Linked DNA regions of Mus musculus: region 1 is linked to region 2. Evidence: chromatin loops called from intact Hi-C (ENCODE). Cell type or tissue: left cerebral cortex. All regions are shown on one strand. Each heading gives the region's core, and the rest is flanking DNA. Links, peaks and the distances in the headings are about the cores only.

What was found. A loop is a pair of places that touch in the nucleus more often than their neighbours do. Peaks named below come from ENCODE experiments on the same cell type or tissue, not always from the same donor. Only the 100,000 strongest peaks of a DNase experiment are listed, where the experiment ranks them.
Region 1: a loop joins it to region 2, with 7 times the contacts of the local background. A loop is called at or near these places in 2 of 42 quality-filtered maps.

The regions. Positions count from the first base shown.
Region 1 is chr1:60,844,205-60,847,125 of GRCm38, forward strand. No RefSeq gene overlaps it. Among named protein-coding and RNA genes, the nearest start is that of Gm38137, 18 kb to the right of the region's middle. In left cerebral cortex, for the core only: no CTCF peak of the experiment used is centred there; DNase peaks (open chromatin) are centred at 1,331 and 1,667; H3K27ac peaks cover 2,085 bases.
Region 2 is chr1:60,794,473-60,797,393 of GRCm38, forward strand. The region is part of intron 1 of 2310016D23Rik (a long non-coding RNA gene); the gene reads left to right. Among named protein-coding and RNA genes, the nearest start is that of 2310016D23Rik, 17 kb to the left of the region's middle. In left cerebral cortex, for the core only: no CTCF peak of the experiment used is centred there; a DNase peak (open chromatin) is centred at 1,492; H3K27ac peaks cover 613 bases.

The DNA of each region.
Region 1 (2,921 bases), core at 241-2,740, 50 kb after region 2:
ACTGACAAAGGATACCAACCAACTAACCATCCAACCAACCAACCAACAAACAAACAAACAGCAGCTCTCTGAATAAGCAGTAATGACCAGTGTTCAATACTGAAAGTACAGTAAAAGCACTCCGTTAAGTACTTTTAAACAGTAAGATCTGTGAATGTGTAGTTTACCCAATAAAGCTTTTATTTAGAAATAATGAAGCAATCCACTTGGCAGATGCTTCAGGTGAGATACTGAAGAGGGGTTTGAGTTACCATAAAACTGCCCATCATGGCTGAAATTGAAGTGGTGTGCAGGGAGGGGGGTGAGACATTTAGTCCTAAAGAAATAGTTTAAGTAGCATGTAGGTGGCCAAAAAAGGTATCGGTTGGGCCTTCTCTTTGGAATCTTAGAGATTTTAGCTTTGTCCTGTTACATTATTCACTTAACCCTATTCAAATCTCCCTGCAACATTCCTCACCAACCCACCACCTGCCAAAATGTTCTGGATTATTGAATGAAAGACAGACAGACAGACAGACAGAGTCTTCTATTTTAACATGCCTTAAACAATATAATGGCAGAGCCACTCTCAAATTTCATCTAGTAGCCAAGGCCTACACTCTGATACTCCTGAATTATTGCTTACTAAAATTATTCAATCTTTGCTACCCAGATCCACTCTGTCTTCCGAAGCTCTTACATGGCTGGCACCCTTCTTCCATGGCTCTCAAACCCTGGCATGATGATTCCAAATCCTTTTCCTAGTTTCCTTGTCCAGAAAATCTAGTCTCATCTCTATCTCCCTGCCCAGCAACTTTATTTACAAATTAGAATCAGTTGGGGCAAGGACCCTTAGCAGCTAACACTCGGGATTCTCATGTAATTTGGGAACCCATAAGGCAAGCATTAAATCAAATCCACAACATTGTCCTCCAACCCAAGAAAGCAGAAAGGAAATGCCAATGAACGAGTGAGGTGTAGTTTATAGTTTACCTGGAACCCCTCATCATTATTTAAAAGAATAAAACCCTAAATTTTGCATTAAAATTCTAAACTCTAACCATTAGAAATCCTTGGCATATGTTTTGTTTCTTTGTAACACATCTGAAAACAGACAGCAACCTGACCTGTGTGCTCAGGGCATAGTTGAGCCCGTGCTTTGGGGATCATCTTCTTTGATAAATTCTGAGCCTTAGTAAATGTAATACTGACTTTAGAAGCCATTAAAATACTAACCCTAGCTCTCTCTGCTTCTCTAAATTTTCTTACTTGACTGCTGTTAAAGTATGATGTGGTGTGGGCTTAGGCGCCTTCACTGCCAAACACCACCCAAGCAATTGTCTTGTGGGCGTGTCCCAGCTGGAGAAACATACTCGCCTTAGAAAACTCAGCAGCTCACTAGTTTTTGATGAGACTGTGAAAACCATGGCAAATGACTTACTTGAGGTCTATGAGATACGGGGGGGGGGGGGGGGGGGGGGGGGAGGGGGATTTCAGTGTGGACCTCATCACCTGCATGATTGTGTTCTTAGTTTTATTTTATTTTATTTTATTTTATTTTAAGATATTGAGCTAGAACAGCTCAGATGCTCCAAGGGGAACGGGAGACTATGACTCAGGACCATACCTTGCACTCTCCTGCTTGTGGCTCTGGCAACCTGAATGTGCTGCTCTAGATCATAAAAAGCATCTTGTTCAGAGAGCAGAGTGTGGGTGGTGGGTGGCTCACAGCCACTGTGGGAGCCAGCGGGCAAGGATGGATTAGAGACTACTTTGAGATCTCAGGAAATGGAAACCTAAGGACTCAAGAATTGTTTCTTCTTCAACCAGAGCCACACAGTAGTAAGCATTCAAATAGTTTTAAACATATAGGTCACTGACTTAAGAGTTCTGTGGTCATCTGACATCGTGAAACTACTCAGTTGAAATTGTAGTTCACAGAGAGAGGGATCCAAAGGTGAGGAGCGGGGTGGACACTGAGATATCAGGTCAGAGCAGGAGGTGGGATTCAGAACCTGAAGAACCTCAGGTGCTTTCTAAAAGGAGTTTGGACACCATCTTGTCGACAACAGGACACGCTGCAAGATTTCCAACCCAAGTTCATGGAGGACAGAATTGCTTTTTAAAGGATCACTCGGGTTTGCAGCAATGAGAAGTGGGAAGGATATACAGGATCGGAGACCAGTTAGGGATGGTCATGGCTTGAGTGTAATCATAGCTAATAGTTCCATCCTGGCTTGAGGATTGCGGCTTTAAGGAATTGTCTCTGAGCAGGGGCTCGGGAGGCTCAGTAGTCTGCTCTGTTTGCCTGCTGCCTGTCTGCTTACTAGAAAATATGCCTATGATCAGATTTGGGTCTCAAATTTCAGAGAGACAAGTTTGGATGATGGTTATGAACTTTACAAGAAAAAAAAGAGGCAAGAAAGAGGAATAAAGAATAGAGAATATGTTACCTGAAACAGAAGCATCAAGAGATCACTGCACAAGCCTTTCATCCCAGCATCAGGGAGGCAGAAGCAGGGGGATCGCATTGAGTTCAAGGCCAGCGTGGTCTACAAAAGCTCCAGGACAGCCAGGGCTACACAGAGAAACCCTGTCTTGAATCTTCCACCCACCCCTAGAAAGGATCATTTGCAAACTTGTTTTGTAAGAACTGCTGTAAGATTAGTGCCAGAATTTTCAAGCTGTGTAACTTCTTCAGTGATTATATTTATCTTGAAATACATTGTAAAGAGCTTAGATACTAAATAAACAGTCTCCTAGTGATCTCATGCATATGCATCATGCCAAAGGGGTGAAGGGTGATTGAACCTCATGAAGCAAGCCCGTCAGAAATCTTGTTTGACCTTGTGTCTGGAACAGGAGCCAATCCTAACTTTATATCCTAGAGAACTCTAGATTTTCTGTGAAAAATGCTCACTCTATGGGGGTGGTGGAGGAGA
Region 2 (2,921 bases), core at 208-2,707:
CAACTGGTTCTTCTTTTTTTTTTTTTTCCTTAGAAAGACCTACATTTAATTAAGGCTGGCTTACAGGTTCAGAGGTTCAGTCCATCATCATCAAGGTAGGAGCATGGCAGCATCTCGGCAGGCATGATGCAGGCAGAACTGAGAGTTCTACATCTTCTTCTGAAGGCTGCTAATGGAAGACTCCCCAACTGGTTCTTGATTGATCAATAAAGATACCAGCAACCAATGACTGAGGACAGGGCAGGACACTTAGAGTTTCCTGGGACGAAGATGCAGGGAGAATAGGGATGACAGGAGTGGGGTGGGGTGAGAGGTGAGGGGTGGAGGAGGGGTGTGAGAGGGGAGAAGGAGGCAGTAGTGACAGGAGATAAAGCCAACCAGCTATGTGCATTTTCAGTTGGAGTAGCCAATAGTCACTCTATCCAATTATGCCTAGGGTGGCAGAGGAGGTTTAGTAGTGTCCAGTAATTGAGTTAGCAAAGGCATTTTTAAGATTAACTGGTGTGTGTGTGTGTGTGTGTGTGTGTGTGTGTGTTTTATCTGTGGATCCAAGGGAATCAGGGTAGGGGCTGGTAGTGTGGTCTGTCTGGAGCTTAAAGCAAGGTAGGAAAAACTACATGCCACAGAGTATAATCAATGTTCTAACAGTACCCAAGGCTATAAAAATAAAAACGAAATATCTTCCTTTTTCATGTCCCCTGTCTGCAATTCTATTATTTACAAGTTAACCATTTTTAAAATAGTTCCTATTTACCCCTGTAGTTCTCAATATATTTATATTCCTATTTCTTGATTTGTTAAACTTGACAAAATGGATTGACTCTCTACTATGGAAGGCGTCTACTACCTCTCACACTTCTGGAAAGATTTTAAGCACCAGAGGAACCTGGTCAAAAGTGTTGGAAGGACTCTTTGCTAGCACATGAAAGAAGTTGTGGCAGGCACTGCAGAAATGAGGCAAGGATTTGGTTTGGAGATTGGCTGATTGGGAAGGTACTCAGTTGAGGGAAAGGCTGGCTCACTCAAAGTTAGAGGGACACAAGTCACTCCTGAGTTCTGACTGCTGTGACGGTAGATGGTGTTTCACCCTGCAAGGTCAGGATGCACAGGAGAAAGCTGGTATCAGACAGAGGAAGGATGATGCACTTCATTTTGTTATTAATATGTTTGTGGGAATACAGCTACACATGCCTTATGGGGTGTTACAGAGGAGCAAGTCTAGGGAGGCATAGATCTCTGAGTCAGTCATCACTGTGAAGTTTATTATTTTACCCCTCTCATCCCTCTTTCCGTTTCTTTTTCCCTTGAACACCCACTGATTGTCTTGGATGAGCTTCATGCTGGCTAGGAAATACTAAGAGAACACTTAAATTTCTTCACCTCATGGAGCTTTTAAGTTGATGAAGATGATCAGCAGGCATGCACACACTCATGAATATATATGCAATTATAGACTATGGTAGGTGTTACAAAAAAAAGAGTTAGGTTTATGTGAGAGAGTAACAGTATGAACCAAATTTAGACCAAGGTGGTGGGTGGGAAACATATGGGCAGTGCAGCTTCTTTATGACAGACCTGCCGAAGCACAGGAGTGAGGGAGGCTGTGAGCAGAGGGTGTCAGCAAGGGGAGACGATGGGCAGGCTCAGTCCTAGTCTTTGTGATACTTGAGATAAAGAAAGATCAATGGAGATCCACTAAATAGACAAAAACATAAAACAACAAACTAGTAATATGTCTATTATCGTATATCAACAATATAATGTTCATGCAGAGTAAAAATACTGGCAAATTATAAATGACAAGTGAATATAAATATCACGCACATCCAGCCATCTGTTAATGGTAATGGAGCAATAGAGTTATGGAAGGTACAGTGTTCTGCTTCTTGAACTGGGTGCTGGTTACTACAGATTTTCTGAGCTATATACATTTGCTTTGTACTTTTCTGCATAGTTAACAAATGCTTAAAAGGTTTAAGATATACTTATGCCATAAATTTTATTTTTATTCAAGTATAAATAATATGTCACACTGCATGGAAATGCCATTATGAAACTCCTTTGTACAACTGATATATACCTAAAAAAAAAGTCCACAAGTCGATAGAAGAATTTGAAAATAAGACTTTAAACATATTTTTTGTATCTATGACTATAACATAGTGACATAGTTCTTTATCTCATCTTCTCTCAGGTGGCCAGAAAGAGTTTCTAGAGAAATGAGGTTATTTGAAGGTTAATCTTCTATACCATGCCATGCAAACATATTTTTGGAGGTTCTAATTCCCTGTGCTTGTTGAAGCCATTTTAATAATATATTTTTTTCCACACGTGCTTTCCTTTTGTGGAAAACTCATTTACTCTAAGTAAAAAAGGTATTTAAGTTTTTTGCTTTGTTTTGTTTTAAACACAGAACACCCGATTTGCTTCTTTTTGCAATAACTAGTAACTTCATATCAAACAGCTAGGGGTGAAACTAACATTGAGGTCACTTCATTTTCTGGCAAATTTGCAGTTTGTTCTGGAGCCTCTTAGTCTTTCATTTACCCCCTTTAGTGCAACCCACATCTGTCTAAGTTACATCTAATTGCTTTAATGGCATTTAGCTGGGCTTCTACCTATTTTTGGTTCGCCCTGCCAAGACAAATTACCATGAATCGACATCTATTTCTCACTCTCATGAAAGCTGGAGAGTCCAAGATACCTGTCTGGTAAGGGCTCACTCTCTGGACACCTTGGTATGTCCTCATATGGCAAAAAATGGAGAGAGAGAGAGAGAAAACACTGTTTGCCACATTGATGGGCTGGGGTTCAGTGCAGGAACTTCTAATAAAATGCCCAGATGTAGTATATAGCACCAACCATGTACTCAGAGAAGTTGCAGTTAAAAGTATTGAAAGTTCTACTTTCTGGTAGGCTTG